Regions from separate parts of the Homo sapiens genome. Here region 1 is linked to region 2. Evidence: read pairs that join two places in POLR2A ChIA-PET (ENCODE). Cell type or tissue: GM12878. All regions are shown on one strand.

The links. Peaks named below come from ENCODE experiments on the same cell type or tissue, not always from the same donor. Only the 100,000 strongest peaks of a DNase experiment are listed, where the experiment ranks them.
Region 1: POLR2A ChIA-PET joins it to region 2 with 5 read pairs; 1 of 35 experiments calls an interaction of 5 or more read pairs at or near these places.

Annotation. Positions count from the first base shown.
Region 1 is chr4:102,332,950-102,340,949 of GRCh38, forward strand. All of the region lies in intron 2 of SLC39A8 (solute carrier family 39 member 8), which reads right to left. Among named protein-coding and RNA genes, the nearest start is that of SLC39A8, 8.5 kb to the right of the region's middle. In GM12878, no CTCF peak of the experiment used is centred here; no DNase peak of the experiment used is centred here; H3K4me3 peaks cover 854 bases.
Region 2 is chr4:102,542,458-102,550,457 of GRCh38, forward strand. All of the region lies in intron 5 of NFKB1 (nuclear factor kappa B subunit 1), which reads left to right. Among named protein-coding and RNA genes, the nearest start is that of NFKB1-AS1, 44 kb to the left of the region's middle. In GM12878, no CTCF peak of the experiment used is centred here; DNase peaks (open chromatin) are centred at 824 and 4,344; H3K27ac peaks cover 3,560 bases.

The sequences.
Region 1 (8,000 bases), 210 kb before region 2:
AGTGGGAATTGAACAATGAGAACACATGGACACAGGGAGGGGAACATCACACACTGGGGTCTGTCAGGGGCTGCGGGGCTAGGGGAGGTATAGCATTAGGAGAAATACCTAATGTAGATAATGGCTGATGGGTGCAGTAAACCACCATGTCACGCGTATACCTAAGTAACAAACCTGCATGTTCTGCACATGTATCCCAGAACTTGAAGTCTAATAAAATAATAAAATGTGTATATATATACATATATATGTATTCAAGACTGGAAGAAATGTAGAGGAAAGAGATATGTGAGGCAAGACTGGATGCAGAGGGCGGCAGCAGTAACAGAGTGTATGTGTATTGAATACTTACAGCATGCCAGGCAAAAGACAGAGTGGCTAGACATATTATCTGATTTCATCTCTACTACAATCCCATAAGGTAGGTACAATTTTCCCCATTACACAAAGAGGATGTTGGAGCTTCAAGAGATTAACTAAGAGATATTTATAAGTTATTATGACAAGACTTATGTGCATTTGATATGGGAAGGGGAAAGAAAAAGTGAGGAGTCAATATTAACATCCAGTTTCACAGCTTAGTTCAGTGAGCAGATAGTAATACCTATCACTAAGATGGGCAAAACAGGAATACCAAAAGGTTTTGATGGAGAAAGAGATGGAGTTGATGAGTTTTGTTTGAGACAGGTTTAGACCTGTTGAGTTGGGGAAAAGAAAAGAGTTAGACATCAATTGTCAGCTGGGTGCGCAAGGCTGAATCTCAAGAGAGAAATCTGAAGTAAGCCAACTCATGTAGAAAGCATCTACAGATAGATAATCACAGCCATATGAGTCCTTGAAGATATACAGAAAGAGTGTGTGACATCAAAATAAAACAGGCTCGAGATGGAAACCTGAGGAGCACTAATATTTAAAGAATGAGCAAAGGAAATCAAAATTGAAAAGCAGCAGCCAGAGAAGTAAGAAAAACATGGCACAAACAGCTGCAAGCAAGGAAAGAATGTGTTTCAGGTAGGATGTAATCAACACCAACAAAATTATCAGAGCGGTGAGGCCTGAGAAGCACCCACTGAACCTAACAATAAGGTGGTTCCATGTGACTTGGTATAAATTTCAGGGAAGTGGTGGGGACAGAAAAAAGCCAGAACCAATGGTTTGAATAGTGACTGAGAGGTGAGAAAACAGAACAGGCATTCGCACCTTTCTATGGTCCAGTTATACACAGTAAATGAAACACAAAGATCATGGAATATTCAGGTTAGTCAGAGCACCGTGGCCTTGCTAATACAGCATCTGATTAAAGTTAGCCCAAGGAAAAAGAACTGAGGATTCAAAATTGGAATGTCTGGTCTCCCAGAAAAATCTGGGGACTTTGTCTAACTTTTACCAAATGACTTATTCGTATCTCAGTTTCTGGGGGAACTGATATGTCCCAATTTTCTCACAATATTGTTTCGAGTATCAAATGTTAATTGTCAGGAAATAACTTTGCAAGGTTAAAAACTAGTTTGTAGAGGAAGTAATAATGAGTTTTAGGGCCGGCCCTGATTATTGCAAGTACAACTTTAACAAGGGGAAGAAAAGACATTTTTTCCCTCTTTTCACTCAAACAAGAGGGGAACATCAGCAGAGAACATATGCCAGCTTCAAATAAATGATTGTACAGTTCCCAGTGGCTTCAAGAAAATGGCATTAGTTCTACCTTGACATTCAGGCACTTGGATGACACAAGAGGCACTTGGCTTTTTGGAAAATAAGTCCTTCTGTGGGATGATACTCTTCAGCATGAGAGGCAATAGTGGAAAGTGCATCGGTTATAGAATCCAGTCACCCTGGAATGGAATATGTGCTCTGCCAATATGAGTCATCTGATTTAAAGTGAGTTACTTAACCTACCTAAGGTTGAGTTTCCTCAAGGGAATAACAAGAGTGTTTACTCCATGGGATCAGGAGGTTTAACAGAATGGTGTATAAAGAAGAACTGAGCAGGATGCCTGGAACACAAGAAGTGCTCCGTAATTGTTAGTAAATATTCTTACTAGGACAGGACCTGTTTCCTCTGCCACAGTAAAGGCCCTACCCACAACATTTACTTAAACAGCGTTCATCCCAAGACTAGAGACAGAGCCAGTGTCTAGCTGTTCATGCTAATGTGTAGGTGAAGTAACCGAATAATATACTTACGTTCTGGGGAACTCTGCTCCTGAAGAAAACTGTAGAGCATTATGATTTAACATTCAAACTCTATTACCTGGTACCATCATAGCATGCATCTCTTAACATAAGGGACTGCATGTTTTATAGAACATATGATGAATATTTATATAAAGCAGGAACTTTTGCCAAGCTCAGAATCGGTGTACTGATTTTACTGTTCGCTGAAGTTCGGGCTAACTTTCTGTTTCCCTGTCGCTGAAGAGATACATCTCTCACTTCTTCCAGTTAGACTAAAATAATGCTCATTCTCTTATCTGTTTTCTATCCAACAGGGTTCAGCTAAATGCAGAGGGTCCTGGATTCTTCGGCTTGCAAAACCCATATAGAGGTCCATACAGATTTAGAAGTAGATCTCAATTTAAAACCGCAATTCTATCCATTTCTGGAAGTATTATATGGTTCCCCAAACATTCACATTTCAGTGGTGATGCCAATCTGGGGCAAAAATAATAAAATAAAGCCAACTTCTAAATGTAGCATCAGAAGTCCTCTGGAAGGGAGGTAATAATTTCAATGCACATTGAAGTACTCAAATTATTTTATTAGTCTCTACTCCTAAGGTTTACATTTTCAAGAATTTACTACCAGTGTTTGGAGAAAGGGAAGTGGAGGTAAACTGTAAAAGCCTCTCTGAAGGTGAGTCACCATGGAAACCAAGACTGAAATCAAAGGCACTGGACTGACTTATTTCTCACTGATCTTTTTTTTCATTAATTCTTGCTGTCTTTTCATGGCTGTGCTTTCTTCTTTTAGTTGACAGACGCTTGGGTGTTCAGATCATCAATGGAAGACAATTTTGTTAAGGATAATGTAGCTATATCGAGTAACATACTATTATGATGATAATAACTATGCATTGAGCACATAATTTGAGCCAGGCCCAATGCTAAGTATTTTACATACATTGTCTTTTGTATTACGTATTATTGGAAGCAATATAGGTAATGGAAAAAAGTCTTATATCTTTATTGAGTTGGCACGTATAACATACTGAATATATAAGTGCCCGAAATATGTTAAATGCTCAATAAATGTTAATATTGTTCTTATTTTCTAGTCCAAAAAACTGTCCTATGAGTAAGGCTCTTTTTTTCTCAATTTACGGATGTGAAAACTAAGGATTACAAAAAGAGGGTAAGTCACTTGGCTGTGATTTCCCAGGTGGTAAACAAGAGAATTAGAATTTCAGCGCAAGCTTGCCTGACTCCAGAAGCCAGATTGTAAACCATTATGCTGTATTCTCTAAGATAGTTAGAGGTCTAAGAAGCTCACCAAATAAATTGGTTACAATTATGGTTTATTTTTTAATTAGGTTCAAAGAACTAAAGACTTAGAGGCATTATCAATGCTCACTTGATTTTTTTCTCTAGCTATTCAATTAGTTATTTAAAGAAAAAAAGTCAAGGTGTTAAATATTTGGCCTTGGAGGGCATAATGCTACATTTCAGGTTCACCTTTAATCTAGACTCAACAGATTTTTGTTTTTATTCTCCTTAAACTTCAGGCCAGGAAAAACAACAGAGTATCTTTAGAAAGAGACGGAAGCCAAATTAAACAAGGCTCCATTCTGAATGTTTTCTATGCTCCCAAATCCTATCAACACAAAGGTAATTCGATGAAAGGTTCATTTCTTTATAAAATAAATCTCAAGGCTACTGAAACAGACAATTGGGAATAATTTGAGAATAAATTAATTAGTTTTGATTACAAACAGGAATCTACTGTTATATAAAGTTGGAAATGGGAAAATTCTGAAAATTACCTAGTTTTTTAGATAGCCTAGAGTTTAGTAACATTCTTTTTTTAAAATAAATTGCATTGTAAATGACCCTAATACTAGCTGTTTGCACTTAGTAATGTGTACATCCCTTGAGGAAACACCACTTGGAATACAAGTAACTTGCAAACCCATTACCAGCCACATTAAATTGCCTTCATTAGATGTTGCTTTTCTTTTCCTGAGGATCACTGATCCTTCTCAACTTCAGGCCTTATTTTCCATTTCTATTTATATTCCTATTTTTCTCCCCCAATCCCTACTACCACCAAAAGGAATTCACTTTTCTCAAAAAAAAAAAAAAAGAATCAAAAGTATATTAAATTTAAAGAAAACACCTTTAAACAATTATTATGGTTGAAAAGTAATAGGTTTTTATGACTAGAAAGCAGAAAACTAAGTCCCTGCCCCTCAATATATCCCAAGATAAGAATAAATCATGGAAAGCATAACAGCTGCAAATCTCCCACCCAGATGAGAGAACAACCCTAGGGAACATCCCTAGAGAGAAAGATCTATCCCAATTATGGAAAGTTCACCTGATAACTGTGTGAGAAAGCTCAAACTGCCTCCTAGCAGCACTGTCTTACCTATAGTTAAGAGTCAGTGATTCTGTTGAAGTACTTGGCTCGGCTCACCTACTCTTCCCTCCTTGCTTCAACTCATTCCCCAACACCTATGCACAAACCACTTTCTCCAGTGTTGTGCAGTTAAGAATGCAATTGCTTCAGAGGCATCATAAGGGAAGATTTCCATTCTAAACCGCCAGAAGAGACAGTGGATTCATTGGCCGAAAACTTCTAGCATAAAAGTGAGAAATGAACTGAAAGGTTTCATACTAGACATGCCTGAAGTCTATCCATAGAAGAAAGTACTATTGTTGCTCAAAATATAGTCCCTTAAAAAAATTCATTATATATGAAACAATAAAAGAAAATTTCATCCTCTAAAAAAGAATTCATGTAATTCACATGAAAATTCATCACATTTGGTATAAGCAAGAGTTCAATCAATAAATTTTTTAAAAACCAAACCAGATAAGCCAAATTGACTGAGTTATAACTTTTCCATGAGGCATTTCCAACCCCAAAAAATCCCTCACCTTTCTAAACTAGTAGCAGATGTTTTCTAGTATCCATGTGACAATCATATATGGCCTTGTGATATGTTTTACAATGTCTGCTTTCGTGATTACTGCAGCTTTGCCTTCCATAGTCACTTTTCACAGTTTCCATCTTATTTCTTTTTTTTTTTTTTTTTCGAGACGGAGTCTTACTTTGTCACCCAGGCTGGAGTGCAGTGGCGCCATCTCGGCTCACTGCAAGCTCTGCCTCCCGGGTTCACGCCATTCTCCTGCCTCAGCCTCCTGAGTAGCTGGGACTACAGGCACCCACCACTACTCCCGGCTAATTTTTTGTATTTTTAGTAGAGATGGGGTTTCACCATGTTAACCAGGATGGTCTCGATCTCCTGACCTTGTGATCTGCCCCCCTCAGCCTCCCAAAGTGCTGGGATTACAGGCGTTAGCCACCGCGCCCAGCCTCCATCTTATTTCTTAATTATAAGGTCTCTGAGGACAAAGACAAGTCATCATCATCGTAGCCTCCACAGCTCTAGTACCATTTCCTTAATGTGACTAAGCAATGTAACCAGATAGGCAGTCGATGACTAGTAACTTCTCCCTGTAGTTCAAAATCTAAGGTCATGGTTGCTCTAGCTAGAGAAAGTATGGTTTTCTAGATTGTAATTCAAAAAATGCACTATAGCATAGTGTGTAAGACTGCCTGAGGTTCTACCACTTACTTCGTGACGTTGGTCCAGTTACTTAACCTCTCTGTGCCACATTTTTCTTACACATAAAATGAAGATAATAATGGGACCTTTATCATAGAGTTGGTATGAGTATGAAACATGATAATACAAATAAATTGGTTAAGGGAGTAATGCCACACAGTAAAAGATTAATAAATCCTAGCTATAATTATTACATTACATATAAAAGGGTTCATATGACTCCTAGAATAGTGGGTAAAGATGTGATTTTGGGAGTTAGATATGAAAGGAATGAAAAGCATTTTCCTAATGGATCCCAATCACACCTGGCATCAAGGCAAACTAAGCTCTTGACATCACAGTCAAATGAATTACGAATGTCCCTCATTTTCCCAAAGCCTTGAAATACAATCAACACACTGTACACAATCAACTTATGTGAGAGTGATCTAATAGATCAGAATGGGGCCATTGTCTTGGAGGATTCTTAACAAGAGACCTAGGTAACCTCACCCTCTGTCCTGCCCTTCCAGTTTCTCACCTGAACAAGCAGGTTAGAAGGCATTCCTAGAAGGTTTACCCCCACCATTTCTCAGCACATAAAGGGGAAAAAAAAAAAAGAACAAATGTTCTTTATCTCTTCTGTCCATAGTCAGTGCTTCCCAGAAACACCCTCATCTAACCCATCATTACCCCCACCCCAGGAAAAAGTGCAGTAGATGACAACAGGCAATGCAAAAAACATGTTTGCAGTATCCACACACATACATACACTCCTTTTTGCTACATACCACTAGCCTGGCCATCCATTAATATGAGCCCGGAGTTATTCTTTCTCCTTCTGGCATCACAGGGTCAGAAGATAATGAAGGAAGAGATCTAGCAATACTTAAATAAATAATGATTACAGGCAAAATATTGAAATAGAAAAGGCTTATCTTTGGGGCCTTTTGCATACTCTTCAGCCATGCCTGCTCTTCTTGAAGTCTCTGAAGGCAGAGCCTTTATATTACCTTCTGAGTTTCTCCAAATTCAAGTGGTCCTTACATCTCATGAAATCCACTGCAGATGGCTCCTTAGCTCCCACCTTGACCCACTCCAATACATTCCACACTCTCATGTCAGATTAATGTTCTGAAAACACAGGTCTTATCTCACATTGGTTTTTAAACACATTTATTCCTAGTGTTCCATTATTGAAACACTAAGCATGTGGGAGTTATTTATATCCCACTGCTCAAGGTCATTGCCAAGGTCTGATTGCAAAAATTCAAAAAATTGCAACCTCAGGCATAAATGGGTTAGTTCCTTAATCAGGCATATCACTGTTTCGTGCATTATAATTATATGTGCATATGTCATGTCTCCTCCAATAGACTGTAAAGTCATGTGAGGACTCAAATTATCAAACTCATCTTAAACCATCTTCACCCATCTATTCAAAAAAATTATAATGAATACATGTTATAAACCAGGCACTACACTAGTCTCTAGAGAGAGGAGTCAGACCATGCCCTTCAACTTGTTAAAAATCTTTTGGAGGGTAGAGAGAGGCAGCAGGGGTTATAGCCACATAAGCAGAAAACTGTAATACATATAAAATAATTTACATGTTATAATATAATTGCAATATATAATATGTTATAATTGCACAAGCACCAAGAAATACAGGATTGCATTGAAGGGACTTCGACTACACTCTTGAGAAGATCAAGAAAGGCTTCTCAGAAGAAGTAATGTCTAAACTGATACCAGAGCATAATCAGGTATTTCTAGAGAACCAGGCAGTGTAAATGGTCCATTAAGATTGGAACTGTGACAAAGGATACGGTTTAAGAAACATACAGGGACCAAATCAGAAAAGGACTTTGAAGCCACTCTAAGTGTTTGTAGTTTATCTAAAAGTCACTGAATTGTTTAACAGGATGAATGATATGATCAGATTTGTATTTTTAAATAACCATTCAAATTAGAGTGCAGCAGTCATTTAAAATGTCTGCTGAACACAGGAATAGAAGTGACATCAGCATGGTAAAAAATATTTCAGGAATTCAGAAAATAGAGAAATCAGTAAATCAGTGCTGGCTGTGATACCCCAGAAAGGTTTTATGGTGAAGTTTAACTGGGCTTAAGAGAGTAGATTTTCACAGGGCAATTCAAGGAAAAGAAGAACATTTCAGTCAAAGGCAGGAAAGGTCCAAGGAAGATAATGAGTTAAGAAGTGGTTGAGCAA
Region 2 (8,000 bases):
TTAATAGGTATTAGCATCTTACCTTATTTGCTTTTGATAGCTCTCTCTCTCTCTCTCTGTCCTCTCTCTCTCTCAAATAAAATAGTTACAGCTAAAACCCCACTTATCCATCACTTTGTCCTCCTTCCTTCTCTTAGGTAAGCTGCTACTCTGAACTTTCACTCCCCAAGATGTTTTTATATTTTTACTACATAAGAATGCATCTATAAATACTGGCATTTTCAAGAAAGTTAATTTTTACTAACTTCAACCCAAATTTGCCATTGTATAGGATGGCTCCTTTTCAGGGCAAACATAGGTTCAAACTGGACGCCATTGAAGATTAACTGGTACTCACTTTGATCCTATTGATTCCTCTTTGCTGTCTAGATAAAAATGTATTTGTCACAATGTAGTTTGTACTAACTCTTATAGCAAAAAATAATATTCAGAGAAAAATCTAGGGGAAGTAAGTATGCAGACTAACTCTTATATCTTGTCCTTTCATAAGAAAAATTTCCCATCATTAAACATTTAATAATCTATTATACTGCCTATAAAATTTCCCTTTAAAGTTTTTTCCATTCTAATTTCATCACGGAGCTCCTAATAGGAGAGGCTGGCAGAAAAGCACAGGAACCTTCCTCTAGGCCAAGCTTGTCCCTGCCTGCTTTTGACTCAGCAAGGAGTGCCAGGGAAGGCTCACTTCCCTATTTTTCCCGAAAGCCACGCGTGAAGTTTTAAAAATCAAACTGTGTTCCCTTTCACAGAGGTGGGTGACAAGAGAAGCAGCCCCATGGGACTTCAGAAACTCTCACCAATCCTCCTCTAGAGTGACCAGAAAGTACCCCTTCCTATCCTAACTAATGTGACACGTCCTTCTGTGTGGTCCACTCTATGCAAAACCAGAAATTGACAAGAATGACTTTGATTGTAAAGTACAAATAGCTTACCAGTTAGTATTCTTAGTTTCTCTTTAGTTATAAATATCAAATGCAAGGGACTTGAAACCCAGCTGATAGAAGTGTAACTATTTTTAATCAAACATTTTCTGAAAGCTGGTTCTCACATATGTTGTCTTTCCTGAGTGTTTTATGTTGAGTGGAAGACGTGTTGAAATGTTTAGGTCAACAACAGCTTTTTTGTTGTCCCCTTCCACTACTGATTTAAAAAAAAAAAAAAAAGGCTCCACTCTTCGTGCCTTTCCTTAAAAATCCTAAATGTTAAGTTTCTGTCGAGGTCGAATAGAGACTACCCGATCTGCTGTGGCATTTGAGGATATCACATATCCTTGCATAATCTCCCTTTCCTTTGTATAGACTTGTCTGATTCACGTGGTTTGGATCTATTTGGAGTACTAATTTAAAATAATTTAACCTGACTCAATTACTTAAAACAACAGGGGAGAAAATCACCAATAATCAGCTATGTGTGCGTATAGAACCTAGTTCATATCATTTATTAGGATTTCCATTGAACCCCTAAGCTGTTCACTGCGCAAGTATTTAATTAGGGAAAATAACCATACCCCTATGTACATTATACTGTGTGTTTTGTAAACCATGAGAAAAGCTGCTTATTGAACAGAAGGGCTTTGTAACCTGGGGTCTATGGATCCCTGTTGGTGGTTTCAGACGCTTTTTAGATTCCTAAATTTATATGCAGACTTACACATGTATGTATGTGCATTTTTTCTTGGGAGATGAGTATAACTTTTTATCATATTTTCAAAGGGAAAGATTTAACATGGTTAAGAATCATGCTATAGCTTGTATCACTTTAGCTTTTTGATAGCAGCTATCTTTTTAAATGATCTATGTAATATTTTTTAAGATTTTTTCTTTTTTTATTCTTGCATTTTTAATCAATTTTAAATGAAGTGAAATGCTTTATGTTGCTCAACACATAGCCCAGAAAGCCTCCCTTCAGTTTTCCAGTAGGTGGAAAAAAGATGAAACTGAATTGATGGCCAAAAGAGTTGAATGGGCTTCACTGCTTTTTCTTTCTTGCTCTTCCATGCATTTGCAGATTAAGCATGAAGCTCACCATTAGTGATTGAAGCCAAAAGAGAGAAGGCAATTCATTGAACAAATATTGATTGAGCACTGTGTGTCAGGTACTGCTCTAGACAAGCAGACAAAACTCCCTCCCATATGTAACCACAATTGAGACTTATAGGTAATTTTTGTTGCAAGTAGTTCAGAAGTTTTGTATTTTGTCCTAAAACAAAATATTACTTTGTAAAATATTTTTTTAAATAGCCCTCTAAATCCGCTGTATATATTCAAAGTCACTATTATAAAGTGGAGAAAGCTACTCATTAGAGAAAACCTATCACACAGATAATAGCTGGGAAGCTTAACCCTTAGAAATTATTAGGAGAGATATACACTCCTTGAATTTAAGAACTGTCTGAATTTTAAATTTTGTTTTGTCAGTTCTGGCTTGGTGACCTTCCTCTATTGGCCATTCCCATTTTTCTGCCCTCCACTCTTCCTTGACACATGATTATTTCTGGGACCACTGTTCAATCCGAAACAAATCTCTGGTGGCTTCTTTTAAACCCAGTGGTCTCAGTCTGAAGGTATAGTGGGGCAACTCTCGGCATTCCATTCTGGAGTCTTGACCTCATAAAGTCACATATTGGCAATTCGCCTTGATAAGGTCAAGTGAACACACAGAAGCACTAAGATCCCCACATGTGTTCCACTGCCTCCTCCACAGACAAGTTGTTTTTCAACCCATCTGCAGGTCCAGAGGTGAAGCTGGAGGCTACCCTGCAGTCTCAGTCTTTTCTCCCCACCCTCCAGATGGATTCCAAATAAGAAGCCTCCAGACTACCTTCACCTCCCTGGGGTCTCATGGACATGGGCTGGAAAGTGCTTGCAGACTTTCACAGACAATGCTTTTTGCCTTTAGGTCCCCTTCTACCCAACAGAATGATTATAATAATGGCTTGATGTGCTTACTTACATCATCTCATTTAATCATCACAGTAATCCACTGATGCAGGTTCTGTGATCCGCATTTTATAAATGAGGAAATTGAAGCCTAGAGAAATTAAGAAGCTTAACTTGGGTCTCACAGGCTTTTAGAGATGGAGCCCAAGATTTCAGTTCATGCCATATGGTTTAAGGGCCTGCACTCTTAACCATTGTGGAATACCATTCATTATCATAATGTTAAGGATCTGTTTCTACTTTGCAGGAATCTTTTAAATCTATGGTTCACAATCATGGGTGGGCTTCAGAATCGTCCAAAAATGTTTCAACCACAGAGACGCCTGGGAACCACTGCACAATTGCTAAATCACAGTGCATCATCTAGCCAATCTTGGATTCTACAATAATTCTATGACAGTTTCTAAGAATACATGCCATTATATAATGGCAACATATTACAACAGATAATTGAATAGATATTCAATGTATACCGTGGAATAGAATATTATGCCACTGTGTTTTAAAAAGATAATTAAGAGGATACGGCACAACGTGGAAAACTGCTTATAACATAATATTAAGGATAAACCTCAGCTGGGCATAGTGGCTCACGCCTATAATCCCAACACTTTTGGGAGGCCAAGGCAGGAGGATTGCTTGAGCCCAGGATTTTGAGGCCAGCATGGGCAACATAGTGAGACCCTGTCTCTATAAAAAAAATTTTTTAAAGAAAAAAAACAGGATTTCAAATTATTGCTAATATTTGTAGTGATTACAAATATTAGCTTCTTTTTATAAAGCCTGGGTGGAAGCATATAGATGTATCTTTAGCTTTATTTATTCATCCATGACTTAAAGAAGATTGGTTAACACCTGACTCCACCTTGAGTAGCAGAACATTGGACTGAAGGAAAAAAAAAAATGTGAAGCTGTCTTACTTAGCTACAGTTTCCAGCATGTTTTCTCAGGAGCTCTATGGGAGACAGTGCAGTGTGGCTCTCAAACCTTACTACCCATAAAAATCTGCTTCAAAACCTACTTAAAATATCGATTTTATTCCATTTCCAAAGCCTGGTAGAGTAGGTAATTCTCCCACTACAATACACTTAGTAACACTAGAAAAAAAATATAACATTTTCTTTAATGCATAGCTGAGTTTATTAGAAAGTATGAAAACTACTGGGGCGCCGTAAGACAAAAGAAAACTTTGGGAAAACACAATAGGATATGGGTGGACTTTGGGGCCACAGCTGCCCTGGAAATATTTGCTGACCTAGATAATCAAGAAGCTTGGTTTTTAACAGCTTCCTAGAGACAAAAGATAAGGCCTTGGGCCTTTCCAATCTGAGGAATTGAAACTGCAATCACCCACTTAATTCAGGACTCTCTCAGGGCTATAGTTTCTGTTGATGGGTGATCCTCAGGCAGAGAGGTGATGAGGAAGTTGCCTGTCTCAGCCTAGGGGGAATCAGAAGATAAAATGCCTCTCTTGAGAATCAATAACTACAAGCCCAATTCTTACAGATTCAGAGTTAAGTGTATGCTCCCTGAATAGAGTAGGAAACCCCAAGTCTAGAAATGAATATGAAGTTGTTCCACATTGGGGATACCCTCAGAGCCTTGCAGAAAAGCATAAAAATGTATGTGGCTCAAAGAATCATGAGCTCCTGATCAAAAATTAGAAAATATGTATGCAAATAAGCCACTCTGTTTAAGAACTGGCAGAACAATGAAAAGCAGAATTAAATCCTCAGAATCTTCAGATAATTGAATTACCAATTGTTTGATATATAAATACAAAATAAGTTTGGAATAGAAAACAGACCAGGCAGAATGAAAATAAAACCAAGTCGAATTTTTAAAATTAAATGTGCGACACTGAAAATGATTCAACATAGTTAACATGGATAATTTGAAAGAAAGGATGAGCTGGCAGGTACAAAAGAAGGAGTAAGAGGTGTCTAGTTGAAGTCCTAGAAAGAGGTATTACAACTGCAGATTTCTGGCTCTACATTTACAGTTTCTAGGTCTGGGGTGAGGTTTAGGTGGTTGTGGACCACACTTTTAGGTTTTAAAGCATTGGCTCTGAAGTCATTTGGTTCAGGGCTGGGCATGATGTTGGTTCCTAGTTTTGCGACTTGCAGTGTTACTTAACTTGGCTAAGCATCAGCTTCCTTATCTATGAAACTGAAAAAATAATACCTATGTCATAGGATATATGTGTAAATCAAGTTATTCAGTACATGCCACACAGTAAGCACTTAAAAATGACAGTTGCTTCTATTTTTATATAACCAAATACACTACTACAAATATTGAGTGGCAGCTTTGCTGGTTCATTTATGGATTCATGGAGCTACACAAAACCTTCACCAGTCTATTAATTTATTTTTAGTACAGTCTCTCTAATCAGTATTGCTTCCACTGTATATTGACCCCATATCCTTTCTTCTGTCTGGGGTTAAGATAGGAGACTGAGATCAGCTGTGTCAAAAGCTTTCTTTTAGATGTAACACATGATTTCTTATGAAAATCTCATAGGTAGGATACCAGAAAGGAATTTATTAAATTCTTGTTAGGCTCCTTAGTTGTATTAGTTTTGTAGGGCAGTGTTTTAATTTAGGATACTTATGATAGAGAGCACCCCTTCCATAATCAGGAGAAACACAAGATGGAAATAAAGATTTTATTACTTAGTGGTCCTGGGGAGCACACAGCACTCCAGGGAAGGCCACACACCAAGATCAGGGAGCATGTGGAGAAAGAGAGAGAAAGGAACTCACGGGCCATTGCCTTTACTGGGTCCAGGACATTATCCAAACAGGTTTCCCACAGGGAGTTTTAATAGGTGGGTTTCAAGCAAGCAGGTATGAGTTCCAGGAGGTCACAGTGTGATGAAGAAGAAGTCACTGTGGCATATCTGCACAGTCCATGCGAGGTGTGAGCATCAGTGAAGACCAGTCAGGTAGGCTATATGTAGCTGGCCCATGGGGAGGCGATCACCAGGTGGCAATTGTATAATGCAGATATCTAGATTGGCCACATAGAGGAACCGGGAGGAGGTGTAGTACTGGAAACTGCGTCGACGGTCACTGAGCCCTGCTTTAGGTATGAGAAAGTCCAGCTTATATTCAGAATGGATGCAAAGGCAGCATAAAATTAAAAGCATTCACTGCCAGCTGCCATAACAAGTTACCACAAACTAGGTGGTTTAAAGCAACCGAAATTTATTCTTTCACAGTTCTGGATGCTAGAAGTCCAATATCATGGTCTTCGCAGGGCCGTGCCCCCTTTGAAGGCTCTAGGCAATAATCCTTCCTTGCCTGTTTCTAGCTTCTTGTGGTTGCTGACAATTCATGGCAGTTTGTGACTTGCAGCTGCATCATTCCAATTTCTGTCTCCATCTTCACATGAATACTGTCTTCTCTCTGCGTCCCTGTGTCCAAATCTCCCTCTTCTTTCTCTTAGAGACCTGTCATTGTGTTTACGGCATCCATAACCCTATGTGACCTCATCTTAACTAATCATAATTGCAACGACCCCATTTCCAGATAATACAATATTCTGAGGCTCTGGGTAGATGTGAATTCTGGGGGTACACCATTCAGCCCACTACAAACATATTGTGGCATTGAGGTTATAAGCCAGTAGCCCTACGAGTATAGGATGATGCCCATTTCAGCCTGATAATACACTCCGAAAGAGATCACATGGTAACATTGTTGCCTCAGTTAATCATAGAAATACTCAATTAGTATAGAAATAACAAGAAAAATGCTTTGTTATTCTCATGTGTCATTTATCGAGTTCTTACTATGTATCTGTTATTGTTATCCTTATACACTTCTGCACAAAAGATGGTTTTATCCCAAGTTTTAGCTTAGAAACTGAGGCTTAATGAGTAACTTGACCAAGAATGGCTTCTCTTTCTCCATTTCCTTCCTCTCATGGTGTTGTTTTATATACATAAAATAATATATATTATTCTATTAATATAGATTAATATATGTATTTATATATGTACATTTTATATATGTATAAAACTTATGTTGTAAGTTTTATATACATATAATATATATTCTGTTTATATATTGAATTTATATATATATAAAACTTAACACTATTAAGTCTTAACACTATTAAGTTTCATGGTGTTGAGTTATATAGTTCTATTAATTATATATATATGGGGGGAGGGGTGTTTCTCCAGCCTAGACTTCCACTTTGAAATGTAGTCTCCAGGCTCAGCCACTTGTTTGACATTGCCACTTGGATGTCTGGTAGACTTAACATATTCACAACTGAATTTCAAATCTTCCCCACCAATCTGCTCTGCCTCATAGCTTCCCCTTTCCGGAATGTGGTTGCTCCATCCTTCCAGTTGTACAGGCCCCAAATCTTGGAGTTTTCCTTGACTCCTCTCTTCTTCTCAAATCCCACATGTAATCCATCAGGTAGTCTTATTGGCTGTGCCTTCACACTTTTTTCAGAAACTAATTATTCTTCAGCACCTCCAATGCTGCCACCCTGGTATAAGCTACCATCCTCAGCATCTTTCTTCCAGTGGATTTTAGCATCCATGAATGATTATTTCCTAAATCAATTATCAATAATTGTTATAAATTTGTGATTTTTCTATTTCTATCCTTCCTGTCACTTTTCCTGGTTTTTTTAAAAGAGCTTTCTTCATTCTTCTTTAAAAAAAATTAAAATTAGCATCAGTATGAACTCGTGGATTCTTTTGTTATTCATTGTACTATAAGCCATTCCTGTCATTATTCATTTTGATTCTTAAATTGTCCTATTCTTGGCCAGTGGGAGTCTTTCATGCTAGCTCCTATGTCTTTTTGATATGTCCCTATCTTTTTTTTCCTAACACTTTCCTTATTTCTGAAATTGTAAGCTATTCTAGGTTCACCCTATACCTTCACTACCCCAGTCCAGGCATCGTCTGTCTCTCTAAGAAGTCCTAGTTCCTTTTAGCAGGAGAAGTTTTTCTAGACTCTTTCATTAGGCAGAGCTACAAAATTGATTATTTTAAAAATCTCGAGTTCATACACTAATTCATAATTCTAATTC